2 separate regions of the Mus musculus genome follow, and region 1 is linked to region 2. A link is a contact called in ENCODE Hi-C or POLR2A ChIA-PET data. All regions are on one chromosome and are shown on one strand. Each heading gives the region's core, a stretch centred on a gene start or an enhancer-like site at or near the end of the contact. The rest is flanking DNA. Distances are from core to core; before and after follow the strand shown.

Evidence for each region. A loop is a pair of places that touch in the nucleus more often than their neighbours do. ChIA-PET counts read pairs that join two places held with the same protein, here RNA polymerase II (POLR2A).
Region 1: a loop to region 2 is called in a map of T-helper 17 cell, with 2.0 times the contacts of the local background. The contact joins the promoter of Hsdl2 here to the enhancer-like site in region 2. A Hi-C loop is called at or near these places in 2 of 37 maps with a recorded cell type or tissue (T-helper 1 cell and T-helper 17 cell). POLR2A ChIA-PET finds 5 or more read pairs at or near these places in 1 of 5 experiments (embryonic stem cell).

Annotation. Positions count from the first base shown.
Region 1 is chr4:59,580,190-59,585,384 of GRCm38, forward strand. It overlaps Hsdl2 (hydroxysteroid dehydrogenase like 2), which reads left to right and starts at 1,374. Exons shown (of 11, transcript NM_024255.3): 1 at 1,374-1,586. The coding sequence starts at 1,570.
Region 2 is chr4:59,455,307-59,460,653 of GRCm38, forward strand. No RefSeq gene overlaps it. Among named protein-coding and RNA genes, the nearest start is that of Susd1, 19 kb to the left of the region's middle. Within about 2 kb of position 2,790, at least 1 of the 3 ENCODE cell types and tissues checked has a DNase peak (open chromatin) inside an H3K27ac peak, as active enhancers do.

The sequences.
Region 1 (5,195 bases), core at 124-2,623, 120 kb after region 2:
AGAGGACCAGGAATCATACCCCACTGTAATCGCATGAGGGTCTTTATTTAAGCTCGAGCTTGGGCCACCAACCTTCCTGACAGAACAGGAAAGAGTGAACCCCCAGGCCTAAGTAAAGGGGGTTTATAAAGAAAAAAACCCGCAAGCGGGTTTTTGTGTTGGCAATATAGGAGAGGGTAAAGGAATGCTGTCCTTTAAACCTGATAACATTTGTTCAGACAGCAGGGCAGAACCGTGTAGCTGAAAAGGTACCTTTCTGACCTGGGAAGAGTAACTTGTGCTATCAGAACCGCTTCTGATATGTTTACAACCGGCCACAGCTGTCTGGGAACGTTTGTCTCTTTTTCATAGTCTAAGAGTGGGCTATTATCATTTCAAGGGTATTGGCTTCGGTTTCCTTCAACAGCAAGGAGCCATCTGCACTGTGAGAAATGTTGGTTGTTAATCAAAAGGGGTCGAGTTTAAGTGACGTGGAGGCTAGGGTATGCTGCTTTTCTTTTGTTCTCAAGGCTGGCATTTGCCTTTCCCCACCCCCCGCGGGGGTGGGGGTATCGTCAGGGAGAGGGAGGGAGTAATAACTGCTCTAGCTGCGCAGGGTCAGGAGAGTGTAGGATTTGATGTGCAGGTTTCTCTTGTCTGAGCACTGGCTGCTCTTCCAAAAGATCCAGCAAGTTTGACAATTAGGAGAGTATATACCTACCTGTCTTAAGTTGTTTTCTGAACTAAGCTTTAGATAACAACCTCGTTAGCATCTTTTTCTCCCGCTACAAAATACAAAACAATTTCATTTCCTGGGTAGCTCAGTTAGGTATAACTCCAAGAACGAAACTGAATCCCAGACTCGACCTCATTCCGGCATTCATTCCAGGACTGAGGATTCCTTCTCCAACCTTGATTTCTGTGGCCCGGATCATACGATGAACGCTTGCGGGAGACCTTTGCAAAGATCTCTTCCAGAAACTCCTGTCTCCAGACACTGGAGGTCAGGCTAAATTTAGATTCAGTGGCAGCGAAAATGAGAGTGACCGGCTTCTGCAAAAAGCATTTTTCAGATGTCTACAAGTGTTCTTCGGAGAGAGCGCCTTGGCTCGGGGACAGACAGGGGAAAACGACGCCCAGCACCCTCAAGTCAGTCCCCGGAGCGCCCCTCAATCCGCCATCTGGCTGGCTGGGAGCCGTCGATGCGCCGAACCTAGGCTGAGGAGGAAAAGCCTACGTAGTAATGATGCTCTAGACACGCCAGTGGCCCACAGGAGAAACTGATTGTCACCTACAGACTCGGGAAAGGGGCGGGGCGGAGGTGTACTCCAAAGCGCCTGCGCAGAGCGTTGGTTTCCTGGGTGTCGTTTGTAGAACTGCGGGAAGAACCGCCCAGTGCCCGGTGTGCGCAGGCGCACACCGTCTTGTAAGCTCTCGGTCTTGTAGGATCTCGGTCTTGTAGGAGGGCCGGTCCCCGAGCGGGTCTCGGGGCGGGGCCCGGGGCGCGGCTAAATGCGGAGAGAAAGTTCGCCTGTCACTCACAGCTCGCTGCTGTTCCACTGCCACCAAGTTCTCTGAACTGCGAAGGTCATGCTGCCCAACACTGGGTAAGAGGACGGGGGTGGGATGGGGTCAGGGGCCAGTCGGCAGGTCGCCGGCGCAACCCAGAGCCGCGCGCTCTGGAACACCGGTTCGCGGAAAGATAGAGTCGCTGGGACCTGCGCATGCACGAGAACCCAAAGTTCTGTACTACTGAGACTCAAAAGTTGTACACTGCAAGGGGCAGTGGTGTCAGATACTCCACGGGGAAAGGTCGCGAGCGTAGGTGTCCCCGACGACCCGTTGTAGCCCCATCTCGCCTTTAGCTTGGCCTGGTGACAATGTTGCTTTCATCTTCTAGGCGAAAGGTCGCTTGAGACAGTGACTTCAGATTTTCTGTTTGTATGCTTGATTGTAGAATAATAGAAGAATGGTGTTTTGAAAATGGTTTTCAAGTTAGTAGCGAGTTAAAATGTTACAATACGAACATTTCTGGTAAGGGGTTTATTTATTTATTTTACTTAAAAATGAAGTATATTTATCCCAGCCTAGCCAGGTGCGGTGGCGCCTGCTTTTAATGCCAGCACTCAGAAGCAGGGTCAGAAGATCTATTGATTCGAGGCTGTTCTGGTCTACATAGTGAGTGTGCTAGGCTCACTCTGTCAGCAAACGCTACAGAGTTAGAACCTTGTCTACACCCCCTCCCCCAAGCCCACTTATATAGAGACACAATTGTGCAGCCAGTCACCAGGACTTTACAAAATCAAAACAAATACCCATTAAACAATGTTCTTCCCGATTCTTCTTGCCCTTGGTTCCTGCTGAACTCAGGTAGGTCCACTATGTTCTATAAAGTTTATCTTAAGCAGAGTGACAAGTTAAGCCCATTCTGTAATTAGTTTGACACATATAGACAGCTAAAAGACTTAAATAGTTCAAAAGGGTATAAGTCTCTTTAAAACTCCAGTTTCTTTCTGTTTGTATTTTTTGTACTTATCAACATATTTTGTATACCTTACAGGGATACCTTCTTTTTAGAAAATAGTAGCAAACTCCATTTTGGGCTTGCTGTTTTTACCTGACATGTCTTGGCACATACTTAGGTTTCCAGTACACACAGCTTGTCTTTGTCCTCTTGTTTTGTTTGTTGTTGTTGTTTTGAGACAAGGTTTGTCTGTGCCCTAGCTATCCTGGAACTCTCTCTGTAGACCAGGCTGGTCTTGAACTCAGGGAGTTCCTCCTGCCTCTGCCTCCCCAGAGTTGAGATTAAAGGCATGAGCCTGTCCTTGTCCTCTTTAATGGTTGCAAACTATTATTGAAGACCATTATGTACTTAACCTGTTTCCAATTGTTGGATATTAAGTCATTTCCAGCTGTTTGTTATCTTTTTCTTGGTGGTGTTTTATTCTATCTTTGCTTCCATTATTATTCTTTTGTTTTATTTTGGTTTGAATTGAATGTAAACGGGGCTGGTGAAATGGCTCAGCGGTTAAGAGCACTGACTGCTCTTCCGAAGGTCCTGAGTTCAAATCCCAGCAACCACATGGTGGCTCACAACCATCCATAGTGAGGTCTGACACTCTCTTCTGGTGCATCTGAAGACAGCTACAGTGTACTAATGAATAGTAATAGATAAATCTTTTTTAAAAACTATTTAAAAAAAGAATTGAGTGTAAACCTGGCTGTCTTTGAACTTGTGATTTGAACCAGGCTGGCCTTGAACTCACAGACATTTGCCTGCTTTTACCTCCTAGGTGCTGGGATTAAAAGTCTGTGCCACCATGCCTGGCTTTACTATCCCTCTATGTGTCTGTTTACACATAGATGAATATACTATCTGGGATAAATTCTTGAAAGTGAAATTGCTAGAACCAAGGGAATATATTTTAAAAATTTTTGATACTACAAGACAGACAGGTATTCACCACCAAAAGAATTGCACCATCAAAAGTGTTATTGAGAGTACTGAGCCCAATCTAGCCAGTCACAGGTTCTGAAGTTTGAAAAACTAAAGACCCTAGAATAGCCTGAAAGGGGGAAAAAGAATGAAGTGAACTGGCTTTTCTGGATATTAAAGTGGTTTATAAAACTAGAGTAATTAAAAATAGTTCTAATACAGACTAAGTAAATTCTTTGGGAACCCATCCAGTGGCGGGGGGGGGGGGGCTCTTCATTATAGTTAAAATTTGTATTATTTTTTCACTAGTGAAGGTGAGACAGTTTGGCCTCCAGAAGACATTTGGCAATATCTAAGGAGACAGAGTATCATAGCTGAAAGGGGATGCCAAGTGGTGGAGCCCCTAGATGGATGTAAACTACTTACAAGCAGTAAACATCCCCTGATAGTGGAACTGTCTAGTTCAAAGGGTCAGCTCTGCAGAGACTGAGAAAGTGTGGTTTAAAGCCATTTCTGTATCTTTTTACTGACCTGGTTTAACCAGCAAGGTGTCTTTGTCATTGTGCTGTGAGACCTGGGACAGAATCCAGGGCTTCGTGCATGTTCAGGCGAGCACCTTTTCAGTCTCTTGGCCCCGAGAGAGCTAGCACCACCAAAAGTTTTGACTGGTCTCTGAGAACTTGTGTATTTATTTGAGAAATCTTTTCTTTTACCATGTTTCACAAGTTTTTTTTTTTTTTGAGTTTTCTTATAGCATTGACTATGGTCCTTATTAAACATGAATAAATATGCTTCCTCAAAGTCAGGATCATCACTCTGACCTTTGAAGGCTGCTTTGTTTCTGGGATGAGCCTGTAAGACCACACAAAGATCTTTTATTTTAGGTGCTATTCTGATGTCTTAGTCTTACGCTGACTTATTTACTTATTTTGTGATGCTGGAGATTGAACTCAGGGACCCACATGCTTTAGACACATTCTCCCAAGCTACCCACTCCCACCCTTACTTTTATACTTTTAATAAATATTTCATATTTTATGGTGGATACATATATATGTATATATACATATATATACATATGTACTATATTCATCTTTTCTCATCCACCTGAGATTTATTTTAGCCCAGGAAGTAAGTTAGAAAGCCCAAACCATTTTGTTCAGATGGCTTCCCCACCCTCGCAGTCACATTGACCTAATTATTAATTCTTTCTTTTCGATGATGTACCACCATCATAAGGGAAGATCTTGTGTGCATAGGGATATGTTTCTATACTCTGTCCTATGTTACCTAATCTGTCTACTCATGTATCAGAATCCAATAATTTAAATGACTCTAGCTTTATAAACCTTTAAAATCTAAAAAGGCCAATTCTCTCTATTTAGATTATGTTTCAGAATCTTCTTGTCTGTTCTTGAGTTTTTAGTTTTTGAAACTTTAGAGCTTGAGACTTGCTTGTATATATTTTTCATTTTTTTTAAGTAGTTAATTGTTTTCATCGCATGTACTCTAGTTTTGAGAGGTTCTTAGTAAGTCAAAGTATGGGTTGTCTGTGCATTTGCAAGTTCTGGCTACCTACCAATGGCATAGAGAAGAACGCCCTTGCCATTGGCATTCTGATCCTCACATTGGAGACCTTCTTAGTAGGACAGATCTGGCTGCCTTTGCCACTCCTGCTTCCCATGCCCTGGACTCTGGGTGAGGAAGAATGCGCCCTTTATCCTACTGGGATTCAGTCCAGCTGTATACCAGGCAAAGGGGCAAGCCCTGCAAGTCAATA
Region 2 (5,347 bases), core at 1,540-4,039:
AAGAGAGTGTCTTAGGGTTTTACTGCTATGATCAGGCACCATGACCAAGGCAACTCTCATAAGGAAAACATTTAATTGGGGCTGGCTTACAGGTTCAGAGGGTCAGTCCATTATCATTAAGGCAGAAACATGGCAGCAGGCATGGTGCAAAAGGAGCTGAGACTTCTACATCTTCATCTGAAGGCTGCTAGCAGAATACTCACTTCCAGGCAGCTAGGGTCTTAAACCCATGCCCACAGTAACACACCTACTCCAACAAGGCCACACCTCCTAATCCTGCCACTCCCTGGGCCGACCATATACAAACTACCCCAGAGAGGAAGTCCAGAACCAACTGTCCCGGGGCTGGTGCTCACAATAAAACCAGTCATAAGACCAATTATTAGCTAACCTGCACCAGGGCTAAGCCTGACTCTGGGGTCAGCCTGTTCTGACCCCCAGGACTGCAAGAGGAAGAAGTGGTTCCTGCTGCAGATGATAGCTCATGTCTTTACAGAAGGGTACAGGAATGCTGGACAGTAAGTCCTCAGCATTGAGCTGAGTTCCCCAGCTGCTCAGCTCCTGCCCTTCCTCTTCAGTTCACCAGTGTTTTCAGATGTGATAAACGGGCTGGGAGGTTTCAAACCTTTCTCCGTTGGCATTCTAACATGGCTTCGGGGCTCTCGTCACTCTGGTTAGCTCCTGTTTCCTTGTTGTTGTTTTAATTACATGTGCGAAAGGGTGAGGCAGTGCAAGGCTTCCTCCATCTTGTATTATCGCTGAGGCCATTTCAGGTTTACCCAGAATTTGCTCTCCTTGAAGGAAAATTCTGTGGAAAACTATTCAACTCTATTCTAGGAACCCAAGGTCAAGATGTCGCATAATTCACCTCAGCTTCTGTTAAACTGCTTGCTTGTGCAAACTTTCCCCCACGCAGCTGCTGAGAAAGATACCAGGATTTGGCTTTTGCCTTATGGGTCCTGAAGGCCGGAGTGCAGTCCCAGCAGGCTGAATAAAGACTTTCAATTGCCCATAAGTATCTGAGTGGTCATCTCTGGTGGGCTCCCTGTAACTTTGTACATAGAAAGTTATTGTATGCTAAAACTGAAAATAACAGGGTTGTCTGACCAGAGTAGAATCAAGTGGCTCTTTTCCCACAAATATTGACACTTAAAACTCAGCAAAATGATGCTTTTGTTGGTGGTGTTCTTGCTGTGTTTTGTTTTGTTTTGTTTTGTTTTGTTTTGTTTTGTTTTGTTTTGTTTGAGACAGGCTCTCATTAAGTATCCCTGGAACTCTCTGTGTAGACCACGTGAGAGGTGCCTCTGCCACCTGTACTGAGATCACAGACAGGAGCTACCAGACCTGGCTACTTGTTTATTTTTATATCTCAAATACAGGACTTTAATGCCCTTTATATTTTATATTGTTAGATTCAATTAATCACCTTCTTTTTCCTTTTAGAATAACTCTACCAGGACACATCCTGATGACTCTCAAGAGACAGCCTCTTCCCTCACTTAGGAATGATGGCTTTTTTAATGATTTATTTTTATTTTATGTGCATTGATGTTTTGCCTGCATGTATGAATCTCCTAGAACTGGAGTTACAAGCACTTGTGAGCTGCCATGTGGTTGCTGGGAATTGAACCCAGGTCCTCTGGAAGAGCATCCAATGCTCTTAACCACTGAGTAGTCAACTTTTAGCCCCTTCATTTGATTTTATTTTTTAAAGGACTAGTAAGTCATGGAACATTTTGTTTGTTTGGTTGGTCTTGATTTTTTGAGACAGGGCTTAGCCTAGAACTTGCTCTACAGACCAGGCTGGCCTCTAACTCAGACTCCTGAATGCTGGGATTAAAGGAGTGGATCATTACCACCAGCTAGTCATGGAACACTTTAATAGAAAGACATACAAAGAATAAATTTGGTGGGCAACTCAGTAGCGGAGGGAGCCTGCCACCATGCCTGCCTGCCTGCCTGCTTTGGATCAAGACCTGGGTGGCTGTAGGTGGTTCTCCCACCTCCTTTGTGCACCACGGCTCTCTCGGACCCACTTACCCCTCCCACACTTCCCCACATACACCCAAACACAAGACAAACAAAAATGAGTATATATAATTTAAAACTTAAAAGAAGAAAGACATGAAATAAACACAAAAATATTAACTTGTGAGGGTGAGGAAGACGACTCGGTCAGTAAAAGCACTTGCTGTGCAGATGTGGGGACCTGAGCTCAGATCCCCGGACTCACCATGTATGCTGCCTATGATGGCACACCTATAATCCCAGCATTTAAGAGAGGGAGCCAGGCAGAGCCCTGGGACAAGCTGGTTAGCTAAACTAGTCAGATCTGTGAACTCTGAGATCAGCAAGAGACCTTGACTCAATAAAGAAGGTGGAGAGCGACAGCTGGACACCCTGTGTCAGCCTCTGGCCTCCACATGCAAAATACTCCACACTTATGTGGGCTCATACACCTATGGCTACATGTACACATGGGCATACATACCACACATATATCCATGCAGGCAGAGAGAGAGAGAGAGAGAGAATTTGTGTGGATCTGATGGTACACACCCAATAATCTCAGCACTCAGTACAATGAGACACGGAGACTAGGAGCTAAAGGCCAGCCTGAGCTACATAGTAAGGACCCCATTTTAAAGACACGAGTCTTGTCCCTTGGCATCTTTTTCTTAGGGTTAGTGAAATTACAGACACTCACACTCTGACACAAGTTTTGGACCCGGAAATATTTCTCCATATTTCTTGCGTCTTGTTCTTGAAACAACCGGGGACGGGGAGGGGCACATCAGCTTCCAGGAGCTGGAAAGTTTCTCCTTGGACCAATGCCAGCGTCGGAGGGAGGAGCCACAAACCACAGCAAAAAGAATGGGCATTTAACCTGCTCAAATCCTCCCCTGACTCAGCAGGGAGGGAACAGGCTTTGGCGTGATGGAAGTATTATCCATTTCCTAGCCTTTCCTGCTCCACTCTGTGGCTCCAAAAGTACGCACAAATTTGCATAGTATTTGCAAATATTGTTCCTGAGCCTGGCGAGGAACATTTGGCACACTGAAAATCCAACAGTTCTTATTACTCTTAAATTGTGACAAGATGGCCTGGGTTTCACTCTTAGGAACCAATGATATTGCTCTACATGAGCAAATAGATGAACATTACGACGATAACTCTAAATAGTTCCATGTTTAGAAAAGTTTTTAGTAAGACTTTAACCAAATATTTACAAAATTAACTAAGTCAGTTTTCCTTACATAATTTGGCTTTAAAAAATTGACATTCACTATTCATAATTTATGTTTTACATTTAATTTTAATAGACTTGAATATTTTAGAAGACAACGTATGGGAAAATCTATGCAGATAATTTTAATTTTAAATTTTAATTTAATAAATTAATTTACAGAGCTGGAGATTGAACCTATTGAATGGTATGCAAAATTTTGAGCTATATTCCTGGCCCTCATTTTTTTTTTTTACTTTAAGCCTTTAAATACTATATTTAAATTTTACATCCTGTGACTACAATCAAATTTCATTTATACTTTCTATTACTTTTATCGTGTGCATATGTGTGTTTGTGTACAGTCAGAGTGCAACTTTGGAGTGTCATTTCCCTCCTTCCTCCGTGTGGGTACTGAGGGCGGGGGTTGACCTTGTCATCAAGCTGAACACACTTGCCTTTATCCACCAAAGCATCTCACTGACCCTAATCACAACTTACTTGCAACTCCACAGGCCGAATCCAGCTACTTTTGTGTGTGAAATTGACTAGAGCTCATTAATTTATATGCTGTCTGTAGGTGGTTTATGTCTCAAGGGTGAAATTGAATAACTTTCATAGAATACAAATGGCTCTCAAAAACATCATTTTAAAATTATCTGGTAGTTTACAGAAATGACTGGCCAACTTATACTTTTTAGGCAGTTGCTGCCAATAGGATACAAATTATGTAAATATGTTTAGTGTACCAATGTAATTTTGTTGAAAGGAATACAAGAAAAACAGATTTTATGGGCTTTGCGCATAACGTTGTATGATTTATGTTTATGCCCATCCAGACGTCACTGCCTTCTCAACAGAACACCCAGACATGTGCAGCGATAATTAAATTTCATCATCCTTAGTAGTCTGCCAACTTCCAGTCTTGTATAAGTCAGGATTTCCACATATCTTTCTATTTTGTATTTGGGGAAGAGCATTTTCCAGCGTATAGCAGGTTTTGTTTGCTCTTGACACAGGCTGCAAATACAGACAGGGCCTGCCAGACTGCTCAGAAGCACACCGAGTCCCGCTGACCAGGCCAGATAGAGATGCTACTGCTGGAGAAGAGAGTTCCGGTGGGAACTTGCCTTGCGTGGGAGTTTGTGAGGAGAACTCAGTACTAGAGCAGCAACACACCTCAGTCTGTTTCAGCCTTGCTGGCCACTGGCACACTCGGACAGATAAACTTAAGCTGGAAGGAAAACTACGTAGGACCAACCCAGAGCTCCTGGAGAGTATGAGAGGTCAAGCTCCAGGCAAGGTCTTTGAGCTGTAGCAGCACTCCTGATCGCCCCAGCAGCCTTGTGAGTCGTCCAGTAGTCTAAGCTATTTCTTTTGTTTGAATAAAGTACTGTTTATCTGGAGTTCAAGCACAAGTAGGGGTCCTGTGTTTTGTCTGCAAACACTCATTCCAGATTAACTGGTTGTGTCCAAATAAGCCTTATATCTATGTATGCTACAGTTTAAAAACATCAAGCCCCCCTCCCTGCCTCTAGTCACACCATCATAGACACCTCTGCCCTGGGCTACAGGCTGTGCTCCAAGTGAAGCCATCGCCCAAGGAGACCATGAGATGGTGGAAGGTGGGACAGTCAGGGGATCACACCTGTCAGCAGAGCAATGGTCCTCTGTGGACCACTGCTGATATTTGAGACCAGTTGTTGCGAAACACACCCCACAATGGCTGACATTCCATTCTATAATGTTTCTAACAAGACAGGGCTTCTAATGTTGAGGTCGGTTGCACATTTGATCTCGGGGGGCTGAGCCTAAGAAGGCTGACAAATGAGGAAATAATAGCCATCAAAGTCACCTAGTATTTTCTCTACGCCATGACCTTTCCTAAGTACCTTTCCTAAGTACCTTCTGTGGTTTAACTCAACACCTTCGGAGCAACTGGATGGTACCTACTACGATCCTAACTTCCAGATGAGAAAACTGACAGGGAAGGAAAAGAGCCTTTCCCAAGGCTCACGGAGAGCTTGAGAGAAACAAGCTCAGATGTTTTCAACCACCACGCTATCACCACACACACACATACACACCACATGCACACACGAGCACAAACAGAAACAGAAA